3 separate regions of the Homo sapiens genome follow, and regions 1 and 2 are each linked to region 3. A link is a contact called in ENCODE Hi-C or POLR2A ChIA-PET data. All regions are on one chromosome and are shown on one strand. The core of a region is the stretch at or near the end of the contact, and the rest is flanking DNA. Distances in the headings are between cores, read along the strand shown. Region 1 holds the start of LINC01731 (long intergenic non-protein coding RNA 1731). Region 2 holds the start of LINC01138 (long intergenic non-protein coding RNA 1138). Region 3 has its middle 10 kb from the start of RNVU1-1.

Evidence for each region. A loop is a pair of places that touch in the nucleus more often than their neighbours do. ChIA-PET counts read pairs that join two places held with the same protein, here RNA polymerase II (POLR2A). Pooled maps may share reads with other maps.
Region 1: a pooled map shows a loop between it and region 3 (5-fold over the local background). The contact joins the promoter of LINC01731 here to the enhancer-like site in region 3. A Hi-C loop is called at or near these places in 1 of 168 maps with a recorded cell type or tissue (naive thymus-derived CD4-positive, alpha-beta T cell) and 4 of 50 pooled maps. POLR2A ChIA-PET finds 5 or more read pairs at or near these places in 3 of 52 experiments (activated CD4-positive, alpha-beta T cell, activated T-cell and activated naive CD4-positive, alpha-beta T cell).
Region 2: a pooled map shows a loop between it and region 3 (7-fold over the local background). The contact joins the promoter of LINC01138 here to the enhancer-like site in region 3. A Hi-C loop is called at or near these places in 7 of 50 pooled maps. POLR2A ChIA-PET finds 5 or more read pairs at or near these places in 8 of 52 experiments (CD4-positive, alpha-beta T cell, T-cell, activated B cell and 3 more).

What each region holds. Positions count from the first base shown.
Region 1 is chr1:148,279,590-148,282,571 of GRCh38, reverse strand. It overlaps LINC01731 (long intergenic non-protein coding RNA 1731), which reads left to right and starts at 1,349. Exons shown (of 5, transcript NR_183739.1): 1 at 1,349-1,534. All of the region lies in intron 1 of LINC02806 (long intergenic non-protein coding RNA 2806), which reads right to left. It overlaps TRH-GTG1-3 (tRNA-His (anticodon GTG) 1-3), which reads right to left and starts at 1,207; the gene lies at 1,136-1,207.
Region 2 is chr1:148,458,414-148,461,395 of GRCh38, reverse strand. It overlaps LINC01138 (long intergenic non-protein coding RNA 1138), which reads left to right and starts at 1,476. Exons shown (of 3, transcript NR_104014.2): 1 at 1,476-1,794. RefSeq lists enhancers at 1,280-1,817, 2,639-2,798, 2,357-2,895.
Region 3 is chr1:148,371,147-148,374,252 of GRCh38, reverse strand. No RefSeq gene overlaps it. Among named protein-coding and RNA genes, the nearest start is that of RNVU1-1, 10 kb to the right of the region's middle. Within about 2 kb of position 1,437, at least 7 of the 41 ENCODE cell types and tissues checked have a DNase peak (open chromatin) inside an H3K27ac peak, as active enhancers do; they include CD4-positive, alpha-beta T cell, where a contact is called at or near this core.

The DNA.
Region 1 (2,982 bases), core at 100-2,599, 92 kb after region 3:
TACCCTATGATCCAACAATTCCAGTACTTGGTATTCCTCAAGGGAAATGAATGCACGTGTCCACAAAAAGACCTATACAAGAAGAATTTTCGTTCATCTTGTCCAGCAAGTGGCATCGGTTTCCTATCAGCAGGAGTCTGAACACTTCTGGCCCTAGCCTCTTGGTATCAGAGTCGCCAAGGAAATACAAGGCAGTCAGAGACTGGACGGGAGAACAACACATTATTCATACAGAGAGGAGACAGAGCGGGGTGTGGGCTCCGCTTCAGTCTTGGGCGTTGGTCCCCCATGGCCAGCAGGTCCCTCCATTTGGCCTGCACACACAGCCTCTTGAGAAGCAGAAGAAAGGACCCCCGCTTCCTCCCCTCAGTGGGGGGCAGATACAGCAGCTGGCCAGGTGCCAGTTGATGCACATGCTTAAGTGGAACAAAGGGGTACACACCAAGTCTGATCGGGGGAAAGATACTCCCACACAAGGAGGTGAGTCCAGCACAGGCTGTGATGACTCCTTATCTCTCAGGAAGGAAGTGCTCCAGGCCCAAGGCCCATTCCTACGTGGCAGAGTGGAGGTGGAAAGACCCCCGGCACCAGATTGCCTTTCCTCACACTTTGCTGTTGGCATACAAACTTGGTGACGGGCACAGAGACAAGCCATTGTAGGCCACAACAAAGAGTTTGGAGTTTAAAGTCATTAAAAGCTTCTTGTCGTTTCGTGTGTAACAGCCCCAGTGACTGGAAAACAGGTTCTGAGCACACCATTGCCTTCGTGTAAGCCACCACCAACAGGGCTGACTGGGTTATTTGCTCTGTGAGGCTCAGAGACAGGACGGTGCACGTCCAGAGTTTCCCTTGGACTCCTCCCCAGGTTAGTGAGCTGTGAGGTCTCTTTTCCTTACCCCGACGTGCCCCCAGTGACCGGAAGAACGGTTCTGAGCACACCATTGCCTTCGTGTAAGCCACCAACAGGGCCGACTGGGTTATTTGCTGCGTGAGGCTCAGAAACAGGAGGGAGCACGTCCAGGGTTTCCCTTGGATTCCTCGCCAAGTTAGTAAGGTGTGAGGTCTCTTTTCCTTCCCCTGACGCGCCTGGTTGCGGGAGCAAAAGGGAAGAGCTGACAGCCTAGACTAACGACATTGCCGTGACTCGGATTCGAACCGAGGTTGCTGCGGCCACAACGCAGAGTACTAACCACTATACGATCACGGCGAGCCACAGGCTAAACCGCGATGGCGGAGCTTGCTCTAGCCCTTTTGACGTCAATGGATTTCGATTATTAGGCGGATTCGTTCCCAGACAGCCACAGGGGACTCGCGCTTTTCTTTCATGCCCGCTCTGCTTTTCCCTCCCTTCCTCCCAATCTTCATACGTGATGAGAACAATTCTCATCTCCTCCACTCCAGCCTGGGCCTCCCTGCACCAGCCTCTCTCGGGAGGTCTCTCTGTCCTGGTCCGCACCTCCTCTGCTTCTGTGGGGCCTCTCCGTATTTCTGCTTTTCACCCCTCCTCTCTCCCGCCCCACCGACCGAGGCCGAGGTGAGCGAGGGGAGCGCAAGCAGCAGTAGAGAATCGGGTGAAGGCGGAGCCAAGAAGGGGAAGAGCCATCACTAGAGCCCACGGGGCGTTCTGCTTGCTTCCCCTGGGACCCACGCGGCTCAGGCCCAGGGAGTCGCGGACCCGGGCGTTTCCTGGGATGCTGGGTCTGACGCCTGCGAGGGTCAGGACGGGGCGAAGGCCATTCCGCTGCCCTTCCAGCTTCGGAATCACCCAATGCACGGGTTTCAACCGTAGCCAGCAAGATGCGCCTCTCAGGTTTTCCGAGGCTTTAGAGCCTGCACAGTTGTTCTAAAAAAGGCGGTGGCTCCTCCTAACGTTGGATGGGCTCTTGCTCTGCATGGTGATACCAGAGTGAGAGTCGTCTGTCTGTGTGTCTCAGTTGGGTGGTGTGCTTGTTTCCAAGCCCGAAGGTGGGTGGTTCGAGCCTGTTCTATGGAGCATTTCTTGCATTTTAAAAATGCTTAAACCGCTGGCAACTTTCTTCTATCCAGCACATGGTATCATGGAAAGGCAGAGGGAGACTAACTTTACCCTCCTCTCCTCCGTCTGTCGCGCAGGACGTGAGGACGTAAATCAAGGTCCGCTAGGATTCTGGGAACCCTCTCTCTCTCTTTTTTTTTTTTTTTTTTTTGAGATGGAGTCTCGCTCTGTGGCCAGGCTGGAGTGCAGTGGCAAGATATCTCGCCTCACTGCAACCTCCGACTCTCTGGTTCAAGCAATTCTCCTGCCTCAGCCCCCTGAGTAGCTGGGATTATAGGCACGCGCCACCACACCCAGCTAATTTTTGTATTTTTAGTAGAGACGGGGTTTCACCATGTTGGCCAGGGTGGTCTCAATCTCCTGACCTTGTGACCCGCCCGCCTCAGCCTCCCAAAGTGCTGGATTACAGGAGTGAGCCACCGCGCCGCTCTCTCTCTCTCTCTCTCTCTCTCTCTCTCTCTCTCTCTCTCTCTCTCTCTCTCTCTCTCTCTCTCTCTCTCCCTCTCCCTCTCTCTCTCTCTCTCTCTCTTTAACTGTCATTCATTTAGCCCTTTCCATATGCTTTTGAGGTTAAATTGGTTCTGTGATTTTTTTATAATTACATATAATGCTCTAGTCATTCTTGTACGGGCATTTTCAGCCACTGGTCTAAATATTTCTTTAGGCTAGAGGTGCAATTACTATAGGAAGAACAATTACTCTATCATACTGTTCATAAAGTTTTTATATCATTCTATTCTCTCTCTTCTGTTGGCTTATTAGCTATAACTCTTTCTTTTGTTATTTTAGTAATTCCCTTAGGGCTTATAGCAAACCTTTTTAACTTATCACAGTCAACTTTCAAGTGATATTATATCTCACCTTCTGGCCTTGACGCTATAGCTGACATGCACTTTGCTTTTACGCATGTTATAAACACCACAACCCATTGTTATTGCTTTTGTTTA
Region 2 (2,982 bases), core at 227-2,726, 87 kb before region 3:
TGGACAATGAAACTATTTTGTAATTTCTTTCCTGAAAGATAAAGGCGTTAGAACATAGAATCTTTCATTGATTCTACAGAATCTTAAGACTCCTTCAGAGATGGCAGTCATTCCTACCGTGCTGAACATCATGTTGTCACGGTCAGAATCAGAACTAAATTGATTAAGGGTCTGAAACAGTTTGGCACTCTTGGGCACTTATTCTGATAAGAAAGCTGATGAGACAGGGTAATGAAAAGAGGCTGCAAGAAATGACCATTCATGCATTCAGCCAACATTTAGGCCACCCTCCTGTATTCCAGGCACTGTACGTGGCACTGAGAATGCAAAGCAAAACGAGTCATGGTCTACTGGCGGGAGCCTTCTCAGCGGAGAAAAGATCAACAAGAAAAGTGCCTGCTGGAGACCTCTCCTAGGGCATAAACCAATATAGAGGTGGGGCAGCTACGTCAGCCTGAGGTGTCCTTAGGCAGAACAGAAAGTGAGAATCAGAGCAGTATCTCATTTCTGAACACCTGGATTGTAGCTTTCCCTGGACTGACTGTCAAAGGAGGTGGTTTTAAAAAGCAAGCCAAACAGGTTTCCATCCTTTAGGAAGACCCTGGAACGTGCCAGTTGATTCTGACAATTTCTCATGAACAGAAACACCTAGGAAGGGAGAACTGGTGAGTCTTTTCAAGAGGAGGAAGTCCCTCAAAAGGGGCTGTGTTTCGCAAACGGCGCCCCAAAAGGGCTGAAATACTTCGATCTGGAGGAAAAAGACTCAGGCACTGAGGGAAGGGGAGGGTGCACATCTGGAGTAATTTCAAGGCTTTTTCCGTGTTATCTGATGTGGCAACAAGTAAAGATTTGTTCGTTTTATTATTTTTTTAATTTTTAAAGATTTTCTTTTCCCCCCTTTTCCCCTTCCCGGCCACTCCGGTTTGTGTTTGCCACAAGACTCATAATTCCTTTAGAAAGTGGAGTCGAATTCATAAAAGTGACGGGGGGAGAGCGCGGAGAGGGAAGGCTGGGAGCCCCAGGGAGTCTTCACTACCTACACTGCCGCTCAGCTCCCGGCGCGAGTGGAGGTCGGGGTGGGGAGACGCGACTCCTGCCCGGGATGGCTGACACTCTGCGAGCCCCGGCGGCCCGCGGCCGGGCCGGGTGACTAGGCGGAGGGCGCGGAGGGTCCGCGGCGGGCGGGTGGCGCTGCAGCAGCCTGGGCACGGCTGCCGCCGCCCGCGGGCGAGAGTGTGCACGGGTGTGGAAGGCCGGAGTGCGGGCCGTGAGGGGTGTGCGCGCTTGAGCCGGAGCGGGGCTCGCCCCTCGTCGGCTCCCGCCGCCCAGCCGGTGATCGCTCTCCGGCCGTCCCCGGCACCCTCGGCCCCCCACGGCGGTTGGTCCGGGCGGGGGAAGGAGAAAGTGAGACTCGGTGTCATCACCAATCCGTCGCCAGAAGGGGAGGAAACTGGAATCCAGCAGCGGCGAGCAGCAGCTGGGCGGTCACATCTGGAAATGGAAAGCCGACCTCCCCCTCCTCCTCCACCTCCTCCTCCTCCTCCTCCTTCTCCTCCTCTCACCCAGGATCACTTCCGAAACCAGTTGGCCTTCAGCCCCTGCCTCGGCCAGAGGTTTCATTTTTAACTGAATATTTACGAAAGCTGAAAGCGTGCGAGGGGGGTGGGGTGGAAATAGCGGCTGCTTCTTTTCCAAGGATTTATTTAATGGGGATGTGTTCAAGGCAAGACCGAATTCAGAAGGATATCGACGTCGTGATCCAGAAGTCCAGAGCTGAGGACTGCCTGTTTGCAGGTGAGTTCTTGCTTTTCCAGAACCTCGGACCCAGCGCCCCCTTCTCAGTTCTCCGACCGCGACGTGTGTGGCTGGGGGTGGGGTGGAGGGTTTGCACGTCCGCATTCCGGGGTTCATTTGGCGACAGCTGCTGCAACGAACGCGGGAGCCAAAAGCGGGAGGGGGCGCCAGCCTCGCCCCTTCCCCTCCCCCCACCCCCAAGTCTGGGGCAGCTACTAGCTTTGAAGGCAGAACCCGAGTGGCCCGAGCGGGGGTCTAGGCGAAGGGGCAGTGCGTGGTATTTCCAGCCCCGCGTAGTGCCCGAAGCCTGCAAGCACGCCTCCTGGGTTCCAGCAGCGGCGGCAGAGCGGGGTTGGTTGGACCCGCCAGGTTTGCGTAATGGGCTGAGCGGCGGCGGCCGGGAATGGAGCCTGCTGCCCTGCGCTCGTAAGCTGCGCCCGGCGCCGAGGACCCCCGGGGGGCAGCGCTCGGCCCATCTCCGGCCCCTTCGGCTCCATCTAGTCCCCTCCGACTGGCAAAGAGAAGGGATTCCTCGGATTCCCAAGGCACCCAGCGCCCCTGCCTGGGGGGTCGCCGTTCGTCCATTTTGCTCCCCCGGGAGAGAGATCGGATTTTGCTTTCGCTGCCGCGAGCCCGGCTGGGGCTGCTTCCGGCCTCCCCGACCGGGAAATTCCCGCCGTTGCCATGGCACCCGGCACTTGCTGCCGGGGGCGGCCTGCCGCTGCACCCAGTCGGGGGCGCGCCGCATCCCCTCGGACGCTGCGCGGAGAGACCTCGCCGCCCTCTAGCCCTCGCCTCCCGCCCGGCCAGGCCTCCCCTGACTCCACCAAATGGAGGGCCCAAGTCCTGATCGGGGTTAAAACAAATCCACTCCAGGGGTAGCTTTTGACAGGACTTTCTGTTTCAGATTCAGATACTCAGACTCCACCTTTACTTTTACCTATGTTGGCGGCCCCAGAAGGTATTTATGGGTGTAGAGTTGCTTCATTTCCTGTTCACACTCTTGTGTTTCCTTTGTTCTTAGCGTGTTCCGTGTTCGGGTATTTTGGTTGCTTGTTTGATTACTGTGGCTTTTCTTTACCTACAACCCAAGCCTGACGTCCCACGGTTTTAAATAGCAGGGGGAGGGGAATCAATGTTTGATTCAGGTGTTTCGAAGACCACGCCACAGGCGATGAGCAGAACTCT
Region 3 (3,106 bases), core at 188-2,687:
ACATTTTTTTTCTACTTAGCTTTAAATGTGATGTTTCATTAGGGAAAATTTTTCTTGTTGAATTTGTAACATGAAAAACGAATAGATTTAGCTATAGATTAAATTAATGGTCTTGGCTGGGCATGGTGGCTCACACCTGTAATCCTAGCACTTTGTGATGCTGAGGCGGGTGGATCATCTGAGGTCAGGAGTTCGAGACCAGCCTGGCCAACATGGTGAAACCCCATCTCTACTAAAATTCAAAAATTAGCCAGGCATGGTGCCTAGCGCCTGTAATCCCAGCTACTCGGGAGGCTGAGGCATGAGAATTGCTTGATCCCTGGAGGTGGAGGTTGCAGTGAGCAGAGATCATGCCACTTCACTTTAGCATGGGTGGCACAGTGAGAGTGTGTCTCCAAAAAAAAAAAAAAAAAAAGAAAGAAAGAAAAGAAAAGAATTTTTCATGTGAGGAAAATGAGTGCTTTCAATTTAGCATGCCTAAAGCTAGGCATTAAAATGAGAGAGCAACCACATCCTACTTCCTGCTTTCTAAATTTTTTTAAGTTAAAAAATATTTTTTTTATTGTATTGAGATGGAGTCTCACTCTGTTGCCCAGGTTGGAGTTCAGTGGCAGGATCTTGGCCCACTGCAACCTCCTCCAGCCAGGTTCAAGCAATTCTCCTGCCACAGCCTCCCGAGTTGCTGGGACTAACGTCGCGAACCACCACGCCTGCCTTTTTTTTTTTTAGTAGAGATGGGATTTCCTCATGTTGGCCAGGCTGGTCTCAAACTCCTAACCTCAGGTGATCCGCCAACCTCGGCCTCCCAAAGTGTTGGAATTACAGGCATGAGCCACCACCACCGGCCACTTCCCCACTTTTGAGCTATGTATGCATCCACTGAAACTGCTTGCTATTGCCACAGTTAGCTATAAAGTAACCTAAACATGCTGCTCTGGACACCATCTCTCACTCCCTGTAGCTGAACAATGTATAGCTAATCAATGTTATTTCTGTAAACCACTGGGAGTTCCTGACAAGCAACTTTTTACCAGCCAACTCCCTGACTCCCTTTTTGGTCTTTACAAACCTGCTTGTAACAAAGGCCAAATAGAACCGATATCCAATATTGTTTGGGTCTGAGCCTTCCGGGCAACTACATTCACATTGGCTCAAACAAACTCTTTAAATCATATTTTGTGCTTAAGCGCCTTCCTTCTATGTCAATGTTTTTGGCCCTGGGAGCAGGATTCAGACTGACTCATCTCTGACCATCTGACTGTCCTCTCAAAGTCCTCCAGGGTGGCTAAATAGTAGTAAGAATTTTATTGGTGATATAAGTTTGCAGTCCAGGAAGTGACAGTCTCCGGTGTGTGTCTTTGAAGAGGCACTTTCTCTTCAGAGACAGAGAGAGAGGGCAGGTTGGTTTTTGTGCCTCACAGGGTGTGTATCACACAATAGAGTCATACATATTCAGTAGGTTTGGGGAAACACCATTTCTGAGGAGTATTGAGCTCATGTGCAATGGGTAAACATATATGTAACATGCACCCCATCTTCACAGATGGGGAAGGGATTTTAGCATAAAATAAGGCAGAAATTGGCTCTTTATATCAAAAGGTGAACTACTGGACACGAAGTTGGTTTGTGTGCAGTCCCTGTAACATGGCTGAAACTGGCTTGATATCTGCAGTTGCTTATTAGGAAAGAATGGAAGGCCACTCCTCTGTCCCATCAGAGCTCTAGTGATCTGGCTTGTAAATCCAGTTGAGAAGGGCTGGGAAGATTTTGACAATTTGCTTGCTAGCTCCTATTGTTAAGGAGTTTAGCAAGAGTGTGGTTTTTCCTGTAGCCATAGGAATTCAGGAAGTTGCCATGCCAGATGAGCCCTGAACCCTGGACAAGTAGCTAACTTTTGTTTCCTTAACCTTACAGTCTGTCTTAGTCTATAAGGGGGCATGTATTTTCATCTCTCAGATCACACCACATTCCTCCTGGACTGGGTGCCTGGCCAGCTCTGAAGCCTTCGAGTACTGACTCTGAGAGAAACACTGGTTGATTGAAGTCTTGGAGTTTGCTTGAGTGTCCTTTTCAGCTCTCCCTTTCTAGAACAGAGGTTTTCTGTCTTTACCCTGTGGGTAAGAGATTTGTGTTTCAGGGGGAAATAACTGCCTTTTCCACCTCTGCATCAGGACAGAAGGTTTGGGTCACAGTCAGGCAAAGAGCTCCCCAGAGAGCTTCTGCCTTTTCTGCCTCTATTCCTCAGCAGGAAGTTCTGGGTCAAGGTATTGGCAGGTAGGCCCTGGTGGTTTTGTTTTATGTAGCATGTTGTTTTGAACATTTGGACTTAGGTTTTCATTTGTGACTAATTCCTGTTAGTTCTTAACTGGAAAGTGCATGGAGGTGTGTTCCCCTGCCCTGAAGAAAAGAAGTGATCTGCTCCCGCTGATCCATTCAGGTGCTCCAAGTGATCGGGGATGTTGCAGAGGTGTTGGGGTCATTAGTCACCATGTGAAGGTGGCCTTATAGGACACTTCCCATCAGAAGAACACTTTTATCAACCCCCTTTCCTGCTCTTCTGGGAGGATATATGTGGGACTCTGTGGCCACCTGGTGGTTAGAAACAGTGGAACCACTGAGACAGTGACACACAACTCCGGTGTTATCTGTAGGAGTGACTTCATAAGCACCACACTGTGACCCAAAACACATCGCAGGCCTTGGTCATCTGAAAAGCTCCTGAATTATGGGAAATCAAGCTTCAAAATTCAGCACACTGTGAAGAAACAACCACCTTTAGAAACACCAGCTGGGTTTATGTATAACACTTATGAAGCATCCTCTTGTAAATATCCAAGAAACTGGACCCACCTAACCATTTCCTGGTCATTTCCTAAGTCATAAGCAGAATGAAGAAAATTGGGATCTTTTGAAATGCTTAAAATAATTTATTAGTGTGCACAATTGGAAAATTTTTGTTTTTGTTTTTTTGTTTTTTGTTTTTTTGATGGAGTCTTGCTGTGTCACCCAGGCTGGAAGGCAGCGGCATGATCTCGGCTCACTGCAACCTCCGCCTCCCAGGTTCAAGCGATTCTCCTGCCTCAGCCTCCCAAACAGCTGGGACTAA